2 separate regions of the Homo sapiens genome follow, and region 2 is linked to region 1. Evidence: chromatin loops called from intact Hi-C (ENCODE). Cell type or tissue: GM12878. All regions are shown on one strand. Links, peaks and the distances in the headings refer to the core of each region. The heading gives the core; the rest is flanking DNA. Region 1 overlaps CDKAL1 (CDKAL1 threonylcarbamoyladenosine tRNA methylthiotransferase). Region 2 overlaps CDKAL1 (CDKAL1 threonylcarbamoyladenosine tRNA methylthiotransferase).

Region 1 (11,502 bases), core at 1,114-9,113:
AACTAATTGTGCCTTGATAATAATAATAGCTACCATTTAGTGAACCACTACTATGTGCTTGGTATTGAGGCTCTTTACTCGTATTACTTCAGTTTATTATTCTAGCCTGGCCTAGGGCAGCTAGAACACGATGAAGTTCTTTATACAGCTGTACACACCCACATAGAGGCATCATAGGATGGGACTGAGCAGGCATTTTCCCCACCTCTCCATCCTTTGTCCACGTTCAAGATAGGAGGCAGAAGGAGCAGTGAGCCTGGGACAAAGACGTGGACCGACTTCCCTAGCTAAGCGCTAAGGAAAAGAACCAGGCCCCCGAGCCTGAATTACTTACATATGCAACATGCAGGTAGCACCTGGCCTCTTATAATATGTTTCAATGTTTATTATCCAGGAACGGAATGAAATCTTAGAGATGGAAATAATGAATATGGGCTTGGTCTTCGAGAAGTTTTTGGTCTTGGCTGTTCCTCTGGTAATACTGCTAATCAATTGTGACCCTGGTAGGGAGGGATTGGTGTGAGGGAAGTGGTCTTGTATAGGTATGCTAGCTCACCTGTGCGACATAATTACTCCTGTGGTTAAAGTTTTATGGATAATTTTCCCAAATCTAAAAGGGATCCCTTAAGAGCAAAAGGGATTCTTTATCATGAAAGCAGTGAATGGAAAAAAAGCCTCCTTAGGAGAACCAAAGATATATTTCAGCAGCAGCAGAACCTGAAAGGTCATCTAAGCCCAGCCACCTATCCCTGCAGGATGGGACTAGGGAGGTTCCAGAAGACCATGATTTCCTGTGATGATTTGAACCCAGGTGTTGGGAACCACTCTTCCACACTCACATTTTCACTGCACTATTTCCCCTTCACATGTCTTTACCTTTTCACTCAGTCAACAATTATCAATGACGAGTATGACACTGTATGCATCAAAGAACTAATTGTGCCTTGATAATATCTGTCTGTGTCAGGACTGTCTGCATCAGTCCTGGTTTATACGTGTTGTAATAGTATTAATAATATGCCCTTATTCCACTCCTCAAAGTATTCTAGTTTGGATGATAAATTATATGGTCATCCTATAAATTCCAAAAGTTGAGCCAGCGCTGTGTCAAGCACTGCTTGGGATACAGAAGTTGGAGATACCATCCTGCCCTCAAGGAGATAAAGTCTAGTTGGGAAGAGAAGATATGTGCTGCTGTGGTCTGAATGTTGGTGTCTTCCCAAAGTTCAGTGTTGAAACCTAATCACTCATGTGATGGTGTTAGGAGCTGGAGCCTTTGGGAGGTGGTTAGGTCATGAGGGCGGAGCCTTCATGATGAGGATTAGTACCTTTATACCATACTAATGAAGGCTCCAGAGAGCTGCCTTGACCCTTCCATTGTGTGAGGACACAGCAAGAAGACTCTGTCTATAAACTAGAAATCTGGCCCCCACCAGACACCAAATCTGCTGGCACCTTGATCTTAGATTTCCCAGCTTCTAAAACAGTGAGAAATAAATATCTGTTGTTTAAAAGCTACCCAGTTTATGGCATTTTGTTACAGTCACCGAAACGAACTAAGACAGTATGTACATATGAAACAAAATCTATAATATGTCAAATGTTAAATTGGTTGGCGTTAGATCATAAGAAGTTGGAAGATAGGAGATCTCTGATGACTTGAGGTATCAGGAAATGTATGGGTCAGGATTCTTTGCAGACAACAGAGAGCAGTTTAGTTAAACAGGAAGGAATGTATGAAAGGATGCTAGATGGCCCACAGAATTGTTAGAAGGGCCAGGGACCAGAATCTTTGCTGAGTTTTCCAGAAACAACACCCAGAACCACACAGGAGCTTCTGGTAAGAGGTGTCGCCTCTGCTCCACCTCCCCCAGCAAGGCAGAGGCCCCATGCCCCATCTGCTTCCTCATGAAGCTTCCCAGTCAATGTCTCACATATATCACATCTGACTGTGGAACCCAAGTCTCACATTTACACCCTGGGGACAAAGGAGGTTGGAAAATCATTTTTGGCATCTGTAGTCATGGGGAACTGTCAATGTGGAGAGGGTTTTCAGACAACTTCTACTACAGAGAGTTTCATGGATATGGACTTTGAAGGTGAGAAGAACTTAATCAGGCAAGTAAAGAAGGAAATTTTTCTCACTGTGAAAGGAACCAACGCAACGTGACAGAATGCACAGACTAAGAAGTTGTGGGCAGTTGGAAGGCACAGGGAAATCACCTTTAGTATAAAGACTGGGACCTCTGGGTTTTGAAGTCAAATAGGATTTATACCTAAGACATTAGACAAGCACATATATTCGTCCAAGACAGGTTAGGCTGCGCTTCGGTAACAAATTAACCCTGAAATCTCAGGGCTAACATAACAGAGGTTTATTTCCTGCTCACACTGAGCATCTAAGATGTACCATTTAGTTTGTAGTTTAGAGTCAGGTAGTTGTCTGCTCCACACAGTCACTCAGGGACCCAAGTTGACTGCATGTCTCCATGGTAAGGAAAGACGATTGCCGGTGAACCAGGCTTTTTACTGCCTCAGCACAGGAGTGGCACATGGTATTTGTATTCATATTCATTGGCCAGAACATCCACATGGCCCTGTCTAACTACAAGAGTCTAGAAAATACCTACTTTTGTTTTAATAAGAAGGAGAAGATATGGGTGAATACTAGAAGTTTCTATCATGCATGTGGGAATATTTTGTTTTGCTTTGTTTTTGAGACAGAGTCTCATTCTGTCACCCAGGCTCTGGAGTGCAGTGGTGCAATCTTGGCTGACTTGTAGTCTCTACTTCCCGGGCTCAAGTGATCCTCCCACCTCAGCCTCCCAAGTAGCTGGGACTTCAGACATGCGCCACTGTGCCTGGCTAATTTTTTTTTTATTTTTTGTAGAGATGAGGTCTCATTATGTTACCCAGGCTGGTCTCAAACACCTGGGCTCAAGCAATGCTCCAGCCTCAGCCTCTTAGAGTGCTGGGATTACAGGTGTGAGCCTCCGTGCCTGGCTACATGTGGGAAAGTTTTTGGGCATGAGCATAGTATAGTGAAAGTTTCTATATGAGGGAAAGCCCATGAAAGCAGGCCCCGCCTGACTGGTCTGCCCACGACTGGCTCCAGGCCCCAGTGCAGTGCCTGTTTCATGGTTATTGAATGAACTTGGCTCTCGGCGATATGCAGGGTGGAATGGATGGGTTCTCCACCAGAGGCAGGGAACCTACATGATAGGTTGAAATCCTCTGTTACTCCAGCTGATGAGGACATTAATATATTCTTCAATGGTTAAAAAAAAATCACAGTCAAGCCACTCAACCTACTCTTTGAAGTCATTTGACATCTTGATAAGCAGATTGCAAAAGCCCCTTTTTAAACTGATAGTAATCTTGCAAATGGAAATTCTTTTCATGGGAACTATGAGGATGAGTACTTTAGAGCGAGTTGCTTCTAACCATAAATTGTAGTTTCCTAGTTTCCCTTCTCACTTTCTAATGATGAAAGTGACAGCCTATCTCTCCTATGAGACTCAGAGTGTGGATGTTGCATTGTACCTAAAATAATAGAACATTATTTTTAAATAAATAAAATAGAATATGTTCAAAGAAATAGAGTGTGTTTGTTTTCTAACATAGTTTATAATGTTTAAAATTTTTTTCATTATTTTTAAATTTTTATGTATTTAGGGGGTACAAGCGCAGATTGCTTATATGCATGCAAGCAGTGTTTTAAATTTAAAGGGCTTTGGGGAAACAAATTTTCTCCTGTCCCTCTCTCTCCTGAATGCAATTCTATAAAATTATTGAGAAACAGAAATTTTCAATCCATATATCAAATCAGGTATCTAGGGCAGTTTTCTGATAGGAAGCCAACCTAAAAATTTAAGATGTAGCACCTTGCAAATTTGCCAACCCCTGAGAAGGAAATTCAAAAGGCAATAAAGGCAAAGAACCATCAGCCGACTTTATCAAGATCAGCATTTTCCCTTCCACAGGCCCCTGGCTCCCAGGGCTTCCTCCTTGAAAACATCCGTTTTGAAGGAATAGAGTAGCCCTTACGCACATCAGGTCAGACCGTGGGTTTGGCATTTTGGCTCTGTTCCTTACTAATTGTGATCACTGGTCACTTACCCTCTCTAGGTGTCTTTCCTCATCTATAAATTGGGAGGAATAGAGTCCATTTGATAGGATGGTTTTGATGTCGAAGTGAGATAAAGCTTGGGAAGCCCTGAACGCTGCCTGACACGTAGAAGTGATCAGTGAATATGTGATGTGGAGTGGGGGGCATGGTGATAGTGAAGATTTACTTGGGGCCTGGTTGATCAAGATACTAATAATATCTCGTTCATGAACATGGATGATGTTTTGCCCTAATCACCTATATGCCATGAGACGAGGAATTGGTCATTGGTCTTTTTAAACATACAGTCTTTATAAGCAGCAATAGCATTTGTAAAGGATAGCTGCCTGAAATAAATTCTTTGAGTTTTTCAGTTCCCCCTTTTCACTGACTTTGAGTAGCTGTTTCTTTTGTTATCCTTCATGTGAGCACAGTTCCTCTGAACAATCACAAAGCATCTATGGTGTAAGATAGTGGCATTCACTACAGGTCTTCTTCTCTTAAATATTCTTGTGGGAAGTGATTTCCCCTGCCGTGTACTATATTATCTGAAAATGAAACAATCTGCCTAACGAGTCTCCCTGTTTCTACCCTGAATATAAACCAGATTGTGTCTCTCTCCTCCTCAAAACCATCTAGTGCTCCATATGACTCAGAGCATTCCGTATATAGCCAACAGAAGGGAAACCAGGGACTCAGATACTTATATCCCAATATTCATACCAGCATTATTCATAAATAACCCAAAGGTGGAAATAACCAAAGTATCTATCAACAGATGAATGGACAAACAAAATGTGGTATGTAGTAGAATGGAATTTTATTCAGCCATAGAAAGACATGAAGTTCTGACACATGCTACAGCATAGGCAAATCTGGAAACATGATGTGAAGCAAAATAAGCCACACCAGAAAGGGCAAATATTATATAATTCCACTTATGTGAAATATTGAGAATAGGCAAATTCATAGAGACAAACTAGGTTAAAGCTTACCAGGAGCTGGGCGTGGAGATGGGGAGTTCCTTAAGGGTTACAGAGTTTCTGCTTGGGGTGATAACATTTTGGAAATAGTAGTAATGGTTGCACAACATGGTAAATATAATTAATGCCACTAAATTGTGTACTTCAAAATTGTTCAAATGTTATTTTATATATATATATATACATACCATATAAAAATTTTTACAAAAATCATCTAAGGTTTCCCAGCATGTTCAGAATGAAAGCCAGAGACCCTACAACAGCCTCAAGGATCAAGGTCCCATGCCTTGACCTCTCTCCCCTCGAGAACACTGGCCTCCATGCTGCTCCTTGAACATGAACACACGAGGTCTGCTCCCTCAGGAGGGCCTTTCCAACTGCTGGTCCCTCTGCTTGGAATGCCCATCTCTTAGATGTCCCTGGTACATACTTCATTCAGGTCTCTGCTGAAGCACCAGCTTATCAGTGAGGTCACCCTGGGCAGTCGTCTATAAAACCCCAAGCCCTCACCATCCAACACAACCTAGTACTTCCTATTCTTACTCTACTCTATTTTCTCCATGGCACATTTTATCACCAGACATATTAAATATTTACATGTTTCTTTTGCCTCTAGTTACCAAAATTGAAGCCCCATGAATGCTGAGACTTTACTTCATTCACCTTTGTGTCCTTAATGACTAGGATAGGGCCTGGCAGGGAGCAAATGCTCAGTAAACGTCTGTTGGATGAATGAATGAATGAATGAATGAATGAATGAATGAATTTGTTCCGGAGATATATGTATACCCCTTACTGAAAAGGACTGCAAGACCAAAAAGCTGGTTATCCTAGATATGGGTTATCTTTTGCCATGATAAATGCCCTATGACAACCAACCACAGAACTGCAGTGGGGCTCAGCTGATCTCAGCCTGGCTCACTCACACATCTGCAGTGCACTGTAGGGTAGCTCAGCAGCTCTTCTAAGCTTGGTGGGGCTTCCTAAAATGTATGGAGGTTCAGCAGGCATTTGGTGGATCTAGATGGCCTCAACTGGGACTCCGTGGGTGAATCAGCCCTGCTCCGCATGCCTCATCCTTCAACTGGCTGACCTGAGCATGTTCCCGTGGTAAAGGCAAAGGAATAGCAAACAGACATGCACAAGTGCTTTTCAAGCCTCTGCATGCATGATGTTTGGTAGCATCCTGTTGGCCAAGTAAATCACATGGCCAAGACCAGGGACACACTACAGAGTTATGTGACAAGAAGATACAGATACAAGGAGGTATAAGGAATTGGGAATATTAATGTATTCAGTCTACCACACCCTATGAAATCTTGGTGTTTTTGCCTGTGATCTGCGCAACTTTCCTCCTCCTTTTCTACGTCCCCAGAAGACATCACATTCAGTTTCAACCTGAGATCTAATCCTTTCAGCTCTACAACTCAGTGTCTTGTTTTTAGGTAGTGAGTTGTAGAGCTGGAAGGGTTGGATCTGGTAAAAAGAATCTGAAATCTAAACGTTAATGGAAGCTAAGGGACCTTGTCATAGTCTTTTCTATGAGGAAATGTCAAGTGCTCTAGATATCCGGTGCTTTTCTCTGAGGTACAATTGTACCCAGCAACTCAACAGTATCACCCTGGGGACCTGTGGTAGGCAGAATAATGCCCCCCACTTCACCCCCCAAAGGTGATCGTGTCCTAATCCCTAGAACCTGTGAATATGTTAGATTACATGACAGAGAGAATTAGGGTTGCATATGGAATTAAATTTGCTCATCAGCTGCCCTTAACATAAGGAGGGTATACTTGATTATCCAGATGGGCCCAGTGTAATCACAATGGTCCTTAAAAGCAAAAGAGAAAGGCAGGAGAATCAGAGGTCAGAGTGATAGGAATGCTGACTTCGAAGATGGAAGCAGGCTGTGAGCCTAGGGATGCAAGCTAGAAAAGGCAAGGCAATGGATTCTCCCCTACAGCCCTAGAAGGAGTCCACATCACACTTGATTTCAGTCCATTGAGACCCATCTGACTTCTGAGTTCCAGAACTAAAAAATGGTAAATTTGTATTGTTTTAAGCCATGCAGTTTATGGTAATTTGTTACCGCAGCAATTGGAAACTAATTGGGAACTTATCAGACTGATTTTATCCCATAGAATCCATGTAAAAAATGAGAAGGTGTATATTGGCAGGCTGGGCATAGTGGCTCACTCCTGTATTCCCAGCATTTTGGGAGGCCAAAGTGGGAGGATCACTTGAGCCAAGGAGTTCAAGGCTGCAAGTGAGCTATAATTGCACCACTAAACTATAGCCTGGACCACAGAGAAAGATCCGGTCTCCAGAAAAAAAATAATAATAAGTGTGTATTAGCAACCAAGTGGCTGTTCATGTCCCATCTATTTTCCACATTGACCAATCATTTTAAGAAAGGTGTGGTGGATGGGTGGGGAACACCTAAGGCATTGACAGGCGGTAAAGGAAACGTGCTAATGGAGAAGAGGGAGGTTAGCGACTGGGGCCCATCTAAGAAAAGAAAGAGATTCTTAGGGGACTGCTTGGAGAGTTAATGTTTGCAGGAAGCCCACCCACAGGTCTTGAACCCCCATCCTGGACCACTTTTTCTTCCTTTGACCAACCCTTCCCCAACCCTCATCTCCAGCCCAAATCTTGCTAGAGCTTCTAACTTACATCACATCAGCTGTGATGAGGACTTGGTGTGGCCACTTATCTGCAATCATTTCTCTAGTCTGGGTGCCATACCTAGGAGTGGCATTGCTGGGTTGGCCAGAGTGTACAGCTCCCACCTTACCAGGTAATGCCCTCCTGTCTCCCACAGTGGCTATGTTAATTTCTGCCATTACCAGCAGCAGTGTCATAGTGTTCTGGATCCTCCACATTCTCACCCATACTTGATATTGCTCATTTTTTTTACTTTTTCCAACCTGGTATATGTAAGCTGGTATTTTTGTATTTTTAACTTGTATTTCTCTAATTACAAATGAGGTTGAGCATTTTTTTTAAAATATATTTATTGGTTTTATATATATATACACACATATATATATATTCAGATTTTCTCTTCAGCAAAGAGTCTGTATAAAAAGTCTTTTGCCCATTTTCTTCTATTGGACGATACTTTTTCATTGATGTTTAGGATTTCTTTTTCTTTTTTTTTTTTTTTTTGAGTCAGGGTCTTGCACTGTTGCCCAGGCTGGAGTGCAGTGATGTGATCATTAGCTCACTGCAGCCTTGAAATCCTGGCCTTAGGTGATCCTCCCACCTCAGCCTCCCAAGTAGCTGGGACTATAGGCATGCACCACCATACCCAGCTAAGTTTTATTTTTTATTTTTTATTTTTATTTATTTATTTTTATTTATTTATTTTTTAAGATGGAGTATCACTCTGTCCCCCAGGCTGGAGTGCAATAACACGATCTCGGCTCACTGCAACCTCTGCCTCCCAGGTTCAAGCAATTCTCCTGCCTCAGCCTCCCAAGTAGCTGGGATTACAGGCGTGCACTAGCACGCCTGGCTAATTTTTATATTTTTAGTAGAGACAGGGTTTTGCCATGTTGGCCACACTGGTCTCGAACTCCTGACCTCAAGTGATCCACCCGCCTCGGCCTCCCAAAGTGCTGGGATTACAGGCGTGAGCCACCACATCTGGCTATTTTTGCAGAGACGGGAACTCGCTGTGTTGCCCAGGTTGGTCTCAAACTCCTCGCCTCCAGCAGTTCTCCTACTTTGGCCTCCCAAAGTACTGGGACCACAGGCAAGAGGCACTGTGCCCAGCTGGGATTTCTTTATGTAGTCTAGAGTCAATTATATGTGAAGCAAGTGTCTCTTCCCAGTTTGCAGCTTGTTAACCTCTCTGGTTAGAAGTTTTGTTCTTTTGTTTAGAACTTTGTATATTTTTGTGATTTGTTTAAGAAGTATGTCCTCCCTACCTTGTGGTTAGAAAGGTTTTCCTCCCATATTGTCCTAAAGTTTTTCTAGTTTTTCCTTAGCCAGGTAAATATTTAATATATCTGAAATTGATTTGTAAACATGGTAGGTAGGGGTTAAATTTCATTGTTTTATCTGTGTATAAGCAACTGTTCCAGAAAACTTTATTGAAAGTCTGTCTTTCCTATTGGTCTTCAATGCCTCTGTTATGAATCAGATTTCTAAGTATGTGTGAATTGGTATCCAGCCCTCTACTTGGCAACTTTTTGTATTAGTTATCTGTTGCTGTGTAACAAATTACTTCAAAACTTAGAAACTTAAAACAACAAACATTTATTACCTCACAGTTTCTGTGGGTCAGAAATCTAGGTGCAGCTTCTCTGGGTGCCCGTGGCACAGTACTGCTCCTTCGGCTGCAGTCAGGCTGGCAGCCGGGGATGTGGCCTTAGCTGAAGGCCCAACTGGGGAGGATCTGCTTCTAAGCTCACTTTTATGGTGATGGCAGGATTCAGTTTCTCATGGGTTGTTGCTTTAAGGTCTTAGTCCTTGGCTGGCTATTGGTCAGAGGCCTCCTTCCATTCCTTCTCCTGTGGACTTCTGCATAGTGCAGCTCACAGCATGGCAGCTGGCTTCCCTCAGAGCAAGCAAGCAAGCAGAGAGAGAGAGAGATGGAAGCTACAGTACTTTGTAACCTAATTTTGGAAGTGGCATCCATCATTTATGTTGAGCATTAGAAGCAAGTGAGTACATTCAGACCATAGCCAAGGGGAAGAGATTACATATGGGTGTGAATACCAGGAGGCGAGGCTCACTGGGGATCATCTTCAGGGCTGCCTACCATACTTTTATAGTAACATAAGTAATTAAGTTTTTTAATATTAATCTAATTTTAAGTGCCTTTCCATAGGATCATTATTTTTTACTTTTAAAAACTATATTCAAAATAGAAAGGGAGAATGGGCATGTCTTGGAACAGATTTTTGGAAGAAAGCATAATAGAACTTTGGGAGTGATAGGAAAATATGTAGAGATGTGATCTTTCTTCAGATGGTTGGGTTCAGTTTAGTGTAATTATAGTAAGTACAGTCATCTCTTGGTATCTGTGGGGGATTGGTTCCAGGACCCCCGATGGGTACCAAAATTCATGGATGTTCAAATTCCTTATATAAAATGACATAGTTTTACATATAAACTACCCACATTTTCCCATGTATTATCTCTAGATGACTTTTGATATCTAATACAATGCCTACACATCTCTTCAGATTCATGGATTCAACATAGTATTCAGTGTGTGACAAATTCAAGTTTTGCTTTTTGGAATTTTGTGGAATTTTTCCCCCCTGAGTGTTTTCTATTTGTGGTCAGTTGAACTTGTGGGTGTGGAACCCACAAATATGGAGGACCAATTGTATAAACCATGTAATTTTTCCTAACTAGTTTATCTGCATTTTCCAAGCTGCAAAACTATCATGGTGATATGTAGGAAACATTTTACATATTAGCTTCTCATTTATGAGATTCTTTGAGATAGAGAAAAGCACCTGCCGTCTCCTTTATTCGTTTTATGCAGTTTATAGAGCTCAGTGATGCTGAAACCGTATTTCCAGTGTCACTGAAAATGATACTAAGAACAGGATGAGAGGGTTGTATTGTAATAACAGCTAACATCACACATGTCTTCTTTTTCATTTAAAATACAAACCAAACATCTGCCAACACACTTTCATGGTTACCTAGTTGGAATGAAACCCTTAGGAACAATTATTTTGAGTTGAACTGATGACTTAAAGATGAAGTTTAATACACCCAATTGTTATGTTTGTGAACATCCTGGCTCAGTGCTTCCTGTGTGCGCTGCATGGAATGAGAATGGTTTCGGGTGTGAGAGACTATTGAAAAGATTTCTTCATCAGTAAAGCATCTTGACCCAATTCACCTTTTATTTCTTCAACTTTGCCACACCTGTGGGGCAGCTTTCATTCATACTGATGCTTATCTCCAGCCACTAATGAGGAATAGATGAGTTCAGGTTTCTACTACTATCATGAATGTTGGGATTACAGGCTTCATGGTTCTAAGTGTGCCTCTTGGTTCCTTTTTTATGTTAAAGCTCGTGCGTGCGTGCGTGTGTGTGTGTGTGTGTTTGCGAGCACATGTGCACTTGTCCATATATCTTAGGCTGATATTTAGTTAGCAGAAGAGACTTAAATGACAAGTTCTAGAATAATTTCCAAATTTCCAAACTTTGACCCAGTAAATAACTAACTTGTGTTTTCCTTATGTGCAGTTACTAAGAGAACCTTTTCTACGTACCTCTCTTTGGAGAAAAAAATTTAAACAATGAGGAAGCAGTAAAGATAAATGTATCTCCAGCTAAGGTGCCAGATCTCTGATAGCATACCTTCTTGGCAGGGCTTACTTTGTGGAATTGGAGAAGTTATGTATAAACAAATGCCAGCGCACCACTGTTGGCAAAGATTT
Region 2 (11,502 bases), core at 1,894-9,893, 55 kb before region 1:
CAGTGTTCAAGAAATATTTCCATTCGACTCTTAGAGTACCAGCAATTTTTGAAACACTGTTCCATTTTCTAAATTTTTTTGAGTCTTTTATCTCTCCTATTCTATTTAATCACCCTACTATATAAAGCCATTTGAATAATTCATGTTCACTGGTTCAGAAGTAGGTGATGTTTTGAAAATTCATTTTTATATGAATTAGATATATATGATTTAGTAATTTGTATATGTCCCCAATTATATTCTTAACCTGTTTTTTCTAATAGTGTTTTGACATGACTTTTTAACACTTGTCATCTATATTGACAACCTCATTGGCAGGGTAGAGGTATGTGATTTCTTTTTTTTTTTTTTTTTTTTTTTAATCGTTAAGCGTTTAACCATGAACTCTCAAATACAAAGAAAAGAATTGCCTCTGTGTGGATTTATTTAAGACTGTAATGAATTAACCTAATGCCATTTGAATTTAGATTGCTTCTGCCTCTATTCTGATAAGTTAGCGAACATATGTGACATTCATTCAATTATGGCAGCTGTTTAATCATCAATAGTAATATTTTATCTTAATCATAATGTAGGCTGTATCACCTCTAGATTTGTGTGCCCATATGAGAAGACGGGTATCATTCTCTTAGCTAGCAACAGGATTCCTCTTAGGAAAGGAGCTGGCTTTGCTTAGGAAACTATCTTGATAAACAGTTCAATGGACAAAGTTAAAACCTGAGGACATGAGTTACAAGGAAACAAGACTAGGAAAGACAGAACTAACTGCTCAGCAGTAGAAAAAAAATAGAGGGATTTTTTTCTCTTAGCATAAATGAGAGAAAGGGTAATAAAAGAGAGGGAAGAAGTGGGGAATAACTAATATTCAGTTTTAAGTGGTTTGCATTTTTCCCTGTGTGGACAGAACTAAGCCAGAAAACAAAAAATTGAGAGCTAGATAAGACCTGGAGAATGCAGGTCCTCTGGATGTTTAAAGTCATTTGAGAAGGACACTGGACTTTTTTCACACAGGGCAAGGATGGGGAAATTAGAGCCAATCTAACTAGATCCAAAGGGGCGGGGAGACTCCAGATGACATCTGGGTCTCATAGATATTCATGCCTGCCTTTAATTCCCAGCCCTGCCTTTTACTAGCTGTGTACCTTTGGGAAAGATACTTAATTGCCCTGTGTCTCGGTTTCCTCATCCATAACATGGGAATCTCAAAAGTGCATTTTAAACAGGTTGTCATGGTGATTAAATTAATGCATGTGGAAGAGGTTGGGAAAATGTTTTGCGTGTAAGTACTGGTTAAATGCCACACACATCATCCATACTCATGGAAACACACATATGATAGAAGATTTGGGTTTGCTTTTTATGTGCATGCTTTAAACTTAACTGCAAAGAAGTAATACATCAAAAACCCATTCTAAGGAAACAAAGTTGGCCCAGTACCCCTAATTTCTAGCAACTTCATCTCTCCCTTAAATGGAAAATATTTTATACCCTAAACAAATTAACTAATGAGTAACTTACTTTCTATAAAACAATGTTTAACTCCATATGTCATCATGTATTTTCAAAGACCAAAATTTTATCAATATCTGGATATATTAACCAATCCTTATACTTTTGCTCCTTGAGAAAAATGTATTGCTTAGTTTCTGAAGCAATGGTGTAACTAGGTCTTTTGATATAATGTTAAATGTTTTAATCATTTGACTCTTGTCTACATGAAATGGAAATGTAAATTGCTTTCTAAAAGTTGTTAAGCTTCAGTGGTGGCTAAATACTCTACAATGTGTAAAATATTAAAATACCAGAGTAGGCTGGGCACAGTGGCTCACACCTGTAATCCCAGCACTTTGGGAGTCCAAGGCAGGCAGATCACGAAGTCAAGAGATGGAGACCATCCTGGCCAACATGATGAAACCCTGCCTCTACTAAAAATACCAAAAAAAAATTAGCTGGGTGTGGTGGCACACACCTGTAATGCCAGCTACTCAGGAGGCTGAGGCAGGGGAATCACTTGAACCCAGGAGGCGGAGGTTTCAGTGAGCCGATTGTGCCACTGCACTCCAGCCTGGCCACAGAGCGAGACTCCGTCCCCCACCCCCCCCAAAAAAAAAAAATACAAGAGTGATGACATTAAGAATGTAATTGCTGTCTATTTTGATTGCTTTTATTTAAAACGTTTACTGCTGACCTATTGGTAGCCATTTAGAATATTTACCACATTTATTACAATATATCTAGAAACTCAGTTGTAAAAAATTTTATAATTCGATTCCTCAAAATCCTTTAGAAAACATTTAGATTTAGATTTTAAAATGTTTAGAACATATTTTTCCCTAAGCAATTGTTTTATCTAGTTTTTTTTCCCCCCGAATTATATTATGTGTCATCAGCGTGTGTGAGGATGGGGAGGACAGCTTTAAGAAGCTGCTGCATTTAGTACCAATTCCTTGTACAATTGGGAGGAGACTTTTGAAATAAAATATTCTGTTTCCCCAGCTCAAGCTGGACATGAAAATCAGAAACATGGAAGGAGAAGGGGCATAGCCGTGACAGGAAGGGGAAGGAATTTGATTTGAGGAGCGCCTGGAGAAGCCTAGTCTCACCCAGGACATCACCTCCCATGGTAGCACCTTTGCTATCACTTAGTACATTTTCTGTCTTGAGACGGTGAAAGCTCTTTAAGAGCAGGCACCGTGTCTCCTTGCTGTATTTCAGTGCCTAGCACGTATAGAAGGTTAATGAGTATTTGTTGAATGAATTAGTTGATTCACTTATAAGTCACTTTGCAATTTGGTGATTATTCATTATGTTCAAGAGACCTGTTTCCCATGCATTAGTAATTAGTCCTACTGGGAATGAAATTTCATAAAATCTGTGAGAAGGGCAGCCTGACAGTGTGTGTCCAGGCCTTCCAAATGTGCTCCAGAATATATTATAAAGGGACAGGGACGGATCTGAGTAAACATAAATCTGTGAAGATGTTCATTGCAGAACTGTTTATAGTAATAAAATGTAAAGAACAACCTAAATATCCCATAGTGGGTGATGAGTTAAATAAATGTTGCATTCATATGGCATAATGGTAGTGACTAAAATCATGTTATAGGAGAATATTTAGTGATAGGGAGGGGAGCGTTCACTGATATTTCAAAAACTGAAAATGTATTACGAGATAACATGTATGTGATCCTAATTTCATAAAAATTATTATTACACATTTGCTTAGGAAAAATAAGACTGAGCGGGGCATGGTGGCTCACACCTGTAATCCTAGCACTTTGGGAAGCTGAGGCAGGTGGATCACTTGAGCTCAGGAGTTTGAGACCAGCCTGGGCAACATGGTGAAACTCTGTCTCTATAAAAAATTTTTAAAAAATTAGCTGGGCATGGTAGCTTGTGCCTGTAGTCCCAGCTACTGGCAGGGCTGAGGTGGGAGGATAGCTTGAGCCCAGGAGGCAGAAGTTGCAGTGAGCCGAGATCGTGCCACTGTACTCCAGCTTGGGTGACAGAGCGAGACCCTGTCTCCAAAAAAAAAAAAAAAAAAGGAAAAATAAGACTGGTAAAATATACACTACAGTGTTAACACTAGTTATCTTTAGCAGAATCCCTTTTTTTCCTTTTTGTGCTTTTTCTATATTTTTGAAAATTTCTAAAATGAACATTTATTCCTTTTGTAAAGAAGGGAAAGAGAAAGGAAAGTTTTCCAGTGCCATTTTGTGGAGTGATGGGACAAATTTGTCTGAAAGGAATTGAAACGGGAATGGGAGGTTTAGAAGGAAGAACGATGGATGTAAGGAAGATAGTGAGACATGGATCAACTCTGAGCTGCAGCCACTGGAGAATTTGTGTGGTGGGATTACTAGAATTCAAGCAGCTGGAGAGGTGCAGAGAGATCCCTAGGAGCAAGACTGGTGTGCATGCTGCTGTGGTTGCTTTGGCATGGAATCCTTCTAAGAGTATCAAACTGTATAAAGTAGGTAGGAAACAGAACCTTGTATGCCTGGTAAACTTTGCCAAGGAGAAGGGTCTGCTCTCTGCCTAGGCTGGTTTTTCAGCATATGATTTAAGCATATTTTCCTTTGACTCTTCATATGTGTTTATTGATTTCTTTTTCTGCGCCATATTCTTTGTTTCTACTGTGATGCTTAGAGAGATGGTAGGTAGGGTGGAAAGAGATACGCTTTGAACTTGGCAGAATTCAGCCGACATAGATTTGATCCCTGCTCTATCACTTATGAGCTCTATGACCTTGGAAAAATTTGCTCCAGTGCTCCTAGCCAGCAGTGTTAGAATGATGCTGATAATAATCACCTTGCAAGGTTTTAAGCAAGATACATTTATGTAAAGTCACCAACTCAGTTCCTTTCACGATAATGGGCAGCCAGTAAATGTTACTTATTGTTCTCAAGATTGTCTTTTCTCAGCCAGACACTGTTGTATATATGCCTGTAATCCCAGCTACTCAGGAGGTTGAAGTGGGAGGATAGCCTGGAGTTTGAGACCAGCCTGGGCAACATAGTGAGATCCTGTCTCAAAGAAACAAACAAAAAACGAAAGATTGTCTTTTCTCATTGTTCTTTCTTGATTACACAAACACAGTGTGTCTTATAATTACAAAGCCATATGCTTGTGTTGATATCTTGTTTATTTGTTTTTGTAGTTTTTACTTAAGTAATATAAAAAAATAGCTAAGTGAAAATCTTCACGAATGAAAGCAACCTCTTTGTTTGTTCCTCGTCATCCTAACCAAAATCAGTAGTTTGATAGTACTTCTGTTTCATTATGACATACATCTACCAGTCACCTAACCTGGCCTTACTGAAACAAAACAGTCTTTGAGAAATGTAAGCACATCACTCAGCCTTGTTATGGAAAACTGGCAGAGCACCTGGGTGTGCCCAGAGGGACTGTGATTTCACTTCTCACTCCATAAGCAACATCCTTCTGTTGTGAATTAAATCTTCACAGTCAAAATCTGTGTCTGCATGTGCTTGTTTATTTGGAAAAGAAATGTTATTCAGAGAGGCATTTTATTTGTAATACTTGTGGAGCAATATGATATTAAGTGAGCTTAATATTGGTAGAGTGCTCTTTTCATTTTAAAGATTCTTCACATGCATTTGTTTTTCTTTCTGGCTTTCCTCTCTGTTATTAGGCCAACAGACAAGTTATATTTTATACATATGTGTCAGTATGATGCTTTACATGTGTTTATAACATATATGAATATGGTATATACTCTTCTGTTTGTGAATTGCTGTGCATATCTGAGGATACGCATGTTAGTGAACTGGTTTCAATTTACACAAGGAGGTTTCTTTTTTCTGCTTTCATCCAACCTTTATTGAGGACAGTAAATACTGCCTCTTATCTCCCATCCCAAGCTGAGTTCAGCATCTGGAGAAGCTTAAGGTCCCAATGCATCAAATTATCTTGCTCAAACTGTTGTTTATTACAGTCAATTTTGTCCTGTCACTCCAGTGGCAGAATGTCAAAGCTTTTCTTTGCATTGCCTTCAGCTTTTAGCCTCTGCAGGGATCTGATATGCTGCTCCTGCTTTGCCAGGGGGTGGGTTGGAGGGGACTCAAAGGGTCATGATGAAGCTCCAAGCCAGATAACTACAGCACTGGTTAACCTCCTTGCTAAAGCTGGGAAGGGTTTATGCCCCACCATTTCACTCCCTGGACCACAAACATGCACTTCATTTTATGAATGTCTGTTAATTTCCTATGTTTCCATTTCTTTTCTTTTGAGACCTGTGTAACCACAAGCAAAGCATGTATGATGGTATTCATAGAAGAATAGACAGTGTAAGTCTAGAAACTTAATGTGAATTTTGTCACTGACAAATATGTATTCTGTAATCTGAACAGTTTAATTTAGATAAATAGTTTATCTTTTAAAACTCTGACTAGAATAAACATTCACATGAATTTCCCATTTAAGTGTTTAAAACTTCAACTTCTAACCTTTTTTTCAGTTAGAAACATATATGTACCTAATTATTTCTTTTTAGTTTTATATAATTGTGATCATGTGTATAATTATACATGATGTAGCTTTCTGGGATGAAGTTTTGTTGTGACAAAAGGTGCTTTCCAAATACGTTTTTGTTTTGACCATTGTCAACATAGTTAATAATCTGTAGAAGTTTGCCTAATGCCTTCCTCTGGGGCTTCTTGACCTTGTTTTCTGAAACCTCCTTTTTTTTTTTTTTTTAATTTTTTTAATGACTCCTGTAATGTCTCATCAAAAAAAGCAGTTTCTATAGTATTCTTGAAAAATGAGTGTAATAGAGTTGGGGATGATAAATATATTTCCAGGATGGAATACAACTTATTCAGATAAGAAAAAATCTGGCAATAATGAAACATTTCACACTGATTATAAGCTAGGAAATATTCCTGTGTTTCTACTTAAAATCAGCTTTAGCCCAAGCAACCTCTTCTTTTGCTTGGACTATGGAAGTTGCCTTCTGACTGGTCCCTCCATACCCATTCTTGTTCCTCTCTCGAATCTGTTCTTCCAAGGGAAACTAGAATGATCTTTTATACAAGCTGTCATAGCAACCTGTGACACTACTCTTCATATACATCACACTTGCCATTTTATATGTGTGTGATTATTTGATCACTGTCCATCTCCCTTACTAGATTGTAAGTTCCAGAAGGGCAGAGGCCATGCCTGGCCTATGGTAGATGCTCAGTGAAGAGTTATGGGACACTTAAATGAAGACAGTCAGATCTGTACTAAGTTTTGTGTTGTGAAAGTATGTCCTCAGTTGTCCTGGTTTACACGGTTCTCACAGATAATCCACTCTGAACAGCGACACCTAATTCACTTAACCACCACTTGGTTGAGATCTTACCTCCTGTTCTGAGTCCGCACCATAGGCTAGCCTTTTAAAAATTAAACCCTTACTTCAGGCAGAGTTTGAGATTCAAAAATTTCTCCATAGTTCCACCCAACCCAGATTGGGTTTGAGAATATGCTTATGTAACAGACAAGAGTGGGAGATTATTGACTTCCTAGCTGCTCTTGAAAAAGATCTTTGCAATGAGGCCTGATTATTTTCATATCATGTATTTCCAGAACAAGCAATGTGCAAAAACCCTCTGTGACACCAAATGTATAGGATTTGTTCTTGTGATTTTGGGCTACTTTTTGCATGTCTCAGTTTTCAACAGTTCTCTGAGGAAGCACTTTGCTTATTTGGCAAAATAAGCATATTCGTGGTCCACATTGCAGACCCGCTTTAAGTCACCTATCTCCAGGTTTGAAAGTTTCCGTGGAAGAATCAATAAGTCGCTTTTGGCTCTAAAATGGCTCCTGAGCAGTCACCTTTTTGTTTTCATCCCATCTGTTGTTTTCGAATGGGAAATAAAGATTTTCTTTTTTTTCTTTTTTTCTTTTTTTTGAGATGAAGTCTCGCTCTGTCACCCAGGCTGGAGTACAGTGGCGCAATCTCGGCTCACTGCAACCTCTGCCTCCCGGGTTCAAGTGATTCTTCTGCTTCAGCCTCCTGAGTAGCTGGGATTACAGGCGCCCACCACCATGCCCAGCTAATTTTTGCATTTTTAGTAGAGACGGGGTTTCACCGTGTTGGTCAGGCTGGTCTCGAACTTCTGACTTCGTGATCTACCCTCCTTGGCCTCCCAAAGTGCTGGGATTACAGGCGTGAGCCACCGCACCCAGCCAAGATTTTTTTTTTTTTATTCACTGTAATTTTTGGACACAGACACACACACACACACACACGTGTGTGTGTGTGTGTGTGTGTCTGTGTCCAAAAATATATATATATGTATATATATTTTTTAACTTTAATTTCTGGTATACGTGTGCAGAACATACAGGTTTGTTACATAGGTATACATGTGCCATGGTGGTTTGCTGCACCTGTCAACCCGTCATCTAGGTTTTTAGCCCTGCGTGCAGGTATTTGTCCTAATGCTCTCCCTCCCCTTGCCCCCCACTCTCCGATGGGCTCTGGTGTGTGATGTTCCCCTCCCTGTGGACACATACATATTTTCATTTAAACAGTGGCTAATCCAGTCAAGAGAATAGATCCTGGAAGATTAGAAAATGCAAATTAAGAAAAAAAATAGGGATCAATGGTAATACAGGAAGCCCCTTTTGTTGGCTGGGGGGGTGCAGTGAAGGTAGTGTCAAGGAACAGGGAAGACAACCACCCTGTTGCTGGTGACACCCAGCCTGACCTTTGGTGTCAGCTCATAGTAATCACTTTGCTGTCCTGAGTTAAAAGCTATCATGAAAACCTTATGTTGAATGGGCCCATCTTCCTTATGTACTTGACAAGGCTACATTTTTTCCCTCCCCTCCAACGATATCGTATGAGATTGACGTTATCAGAATAAAAATACTATGGATTGCTGTATTTTTCAATACAGCACCAGATCAGTAAACACCATCTTATAAGTAACAATGACTTTCTGCTTCATTAAAAAATTATTTATGCTATAGAAAAACAATATTGAATGGTAGTTCCTTTGTAGAAACTACAGCTGGTGCATGCTGTAGCTCTCTTTTCAGTCAGTGTAAGAGATAAACTGTTAGCAATAATAGAGAGATGCCCATTGAACTGAATATGCTCTTTTTAAGATAAAGAACTTTTTGGTGGTGTTAATCACTTATTTGCCTTTCTAGAGAATGTATCCACTTAATATATTTATAGGGGTGATCTACGTTTCAGATTTATAAAGTCTCTGAATATATATTTTTAACTATACACATAAAAATTAAATTTAGAGAAAAGAGTCTCAAAATTCACTCTTCTGTAAAGCTAACATATAAACTCTGCTTCTGCATGGCTTCTTTTATGGGCTTGGAGTAATTAAGCAGACATAATATAACACATAAAGGAATTTATTAGGCTTTTATTAAGGCTTGATAATTTGAGTTTCAGATTTTAAATCTCAAAGGGCTCATAATTGTTGTCATTTTCTACTAAAAGCTGCATTTAGAAAGAAGTTAAACTGTGGTGCAAAGGAAAGGCACGTTTCAATGGAAAATTCAAAATGCCTTTTTCATTAATTCAGCACTTGAATGCAAGTGCCTATTGTGCCTAGCGGGAGGCTTTTAATAAGTAATACAGACGCTGCTTACATGACTTAATTTATGCCGATATTTTCTTGAAACTGTGTTAGTTGCAGGAAGTAGAGGTTTGAGGTTGAGATATGTCCTGGTAGAGAGGGAAGAGATTATTTCAAACTCCAGAAATGTGAGTGAATTCTAATTTGCCAAGCCAATTTAAGTCTTAGAAGTAAGGTTTTTAATTTCACTATTGACTCAAGAAATCACTGGGACCATTCCAGGTCTCTGCAGGATGAATTTTGGAATAGTTTGTAACATTGAACAGCCATCTTCTGATTAAACATCTTCTCTCCTTGTTAACTCCTAATTCCCCATAAAATAATCTATTTGGGGTCATGGAAATGTTCCCCAACAAAAGCAATACTTTAAAATTTAAGAAACCTAGAACTGAAAGCTGAACCTCTGATGGAAAACAGGTAAATGGGGCATTGAACTCTGAGGCCCATTCCATGGTTTTGCCCAGAACCAGCTCTGGCCTTGAGATTTGAGTTAGCAGAATTCCAGTTAACTGAAACTTTGCTCTAGAATTGAAAGTAAAAACAAAAGCCACCTGACTCAATCAGTCTCAGCATCACATATGTAACTTCCTTGATGCTTGTTAGCTTTGAAGGACCTAGAAAAAGTCTGGCCTGCTGGGCACAGTAGCTGACGCCTGTAATCCTAGCTACTCAGGAGGCTGAGGTGGGAGAATCGCTGGAGCCCAGGGGTTTGAGACCAGCCTGGGCAACATAGCAAGACCTTGTCTCTAAAAAAAAGGTTTTCTTAATTAGTTGGGTGTGGTGGCATGTGTCTGTAGTCCCAGCTGCTCAGGAGGCTGAGGTGGGAGGATCACTTGAGCCCAGGAGTTTGAGGCTGTAGTGTGCAATGATCACACCTATGTATAGCCACTGCACTCCAGCCTGGGCAACACAGCAAGAACTCATCTTGATGGAAGAAAGAAAGGAAGGAAAGGACAAGAGGGAAAGGGGGAGGGAGGAAGAGAGAGAGGGCCTGGCTTGAATAGCTTAACTAATGCCACAGCTGAACCCTTCTATGGTAATCACAGTGAGGCCAACTGGGACAGAACAATATTAGGAATCAACTCCCTAGCACACAAAATCTGCCTTTAAATTTAAGCCTGATGTATAACGCTAGCAAATGCCCGTTTTGCCTCCTCCTCACTGCCAGCACAACCTTGCCTTGTGCAAAAGTCACTTCTCTTGAGATTACTGCAGATGTGGTGGTTGTTCCTGAGTTCTCGTTCATGAGCCACCTTCCTGGGGTCGGTTTTATAACCTCCTCCACTTCATTCTCTCAGTGATGCAGAGGCCTCACATACATCATTAGCTGCTTTAGACTGGATCCTGACCTCTTAATCTTCACAGTAACCCAAAACAAACACCCGCTTGGGGCCACCGGCAGAACCCACCGTGGTTTGGGAATACAGTAGCCTTTAGTGTCTTGATTTCAAGTCACCATCTTTTTCACTTTCCTCATCTGTTTCTTTTTCATCCTAGTCATGTTCCCTCTCCCTCAAAAGTTCTTTAACCAATCATCCAAAATCCTTACTGTGGAGGCCTCTAAACCACAGGCGTTTGTCAGATGAAAATCAGAAAAAGGCATGTGGTGTTGAGTCATAATCTTAAACTTTGTAGTCTTGAAATAATGCTGTTATCTGGCCGGGCGCGGTGGCTCATGCCTGTAATCCCAGCACTTCAGGAGGCCGAGAGACGGGTGGATCACCTGAGGTCAGGAGTTTGAGACCAGCCTGGCCAACATGGCAAACCCCATCTCTACTAAAAATACCAAAATCAGCCAGGCATGGTGGTGCATCCTGTAATCTCAGCTACTTGGAAGGCTGAGGCAGGAGAATCCCTTGAACCTGGGAGACGGAGGCTGCAGTAAGCCAACATCACACCATTACACTCCAGCCTGGGCAAGAGGAGCGAAACTCTATCTCAAAAACAAAAAAAGAAAAGAAAAAGAAATAATGTGTCTATTTTAGTTATTAATTAGGCTCCCTGTCCCTAGCATTGCCCCTCTACCTAGCTCCAGAATGACCTATTCCACTGCTCCTAATTGTTGGTCTACTAAATGCTGGTCCAGGATGACATTTTCACCAAACTGCAGAAGAGATAAGAAAAACAAAGACAGTACAACTTACAGCTTAAATTGATGATTTAAAAGATTTAAAATCACTTCCTATTTTGAAATGATTTATTGTGATCATAGATTTGAAATTTTAAAAAATTATGTACCTGCTTGTAGAATGAAAAGTACACAACCTTATAAACAAGCTGGGTTTTTTAAAAAATTTCCACTCATTTTACTAGCATTTAGAATCTCAAAAACTGGGACCTAGATTTAGCCAGAACCCAGAAAACTGGGACCTAGGATCTAGCCAGAACC

What was found. A loop is a pair of places that touch in the nucleus more often than their neighbours do. Peaks named below come from ENCODE experiments on the same cell type or tissue, not always from the same donor. Only the 100,000 strongest peaks of a DNase experiment are listed, where the experiment ranks them.
Region 2: a loop joins it to region 1, with 5 times the contacts of the local background. A loop is called at or near these places in 1 of 110 quality-filtered maps.

The regions. Positions count from the first base shown.
Region 1 is chr6:21,209,056-21,220,557 of GRCh38, forward strand. The region is part of intron 15 of CDKAL1 (CDKAL1 threonylcarbamoyladenosine tRNA methylthiotransferase); the gene reads left to right. Among named protein-coding and RNA genes, the nearest start is that of LINC00581, 300 kb to the right of the region's middle. In GM12878, for the core only: no CTCF peak of the experiment used is centred there; DNase peaks (open chromatin) are centred at 3,338 and 4,566; H3K4me3 peaks cover 729 bases; H3K27ac peaks cover 4,005 bases.
Region 2 is chr6:21,152,899-21,164,400 of GRCh38, forward strand. All of the region lies in intron 13 of CDKAL1 (CDKAL1 threonylcarbamoyladenosine tRNA methylthiotransferase), which reads left to right. Among named protein-coding and RNA genes, the nearest start is that of LINC00581, 350 kb to the right of the region's middle. RefSeq lists enhancers at 10,718-10,862, 10,930-11,074, 10,944-11,088 and cis regulatory regions at 10,790, 11,002, 11,016. In GM12878, for the core only: no CTCF peak of the experiment used is centred there; DNase peaks (open chromatin) are centred at 4,843, 6,133 and 6,813; H3K27ac peaks cover 1,417 bases.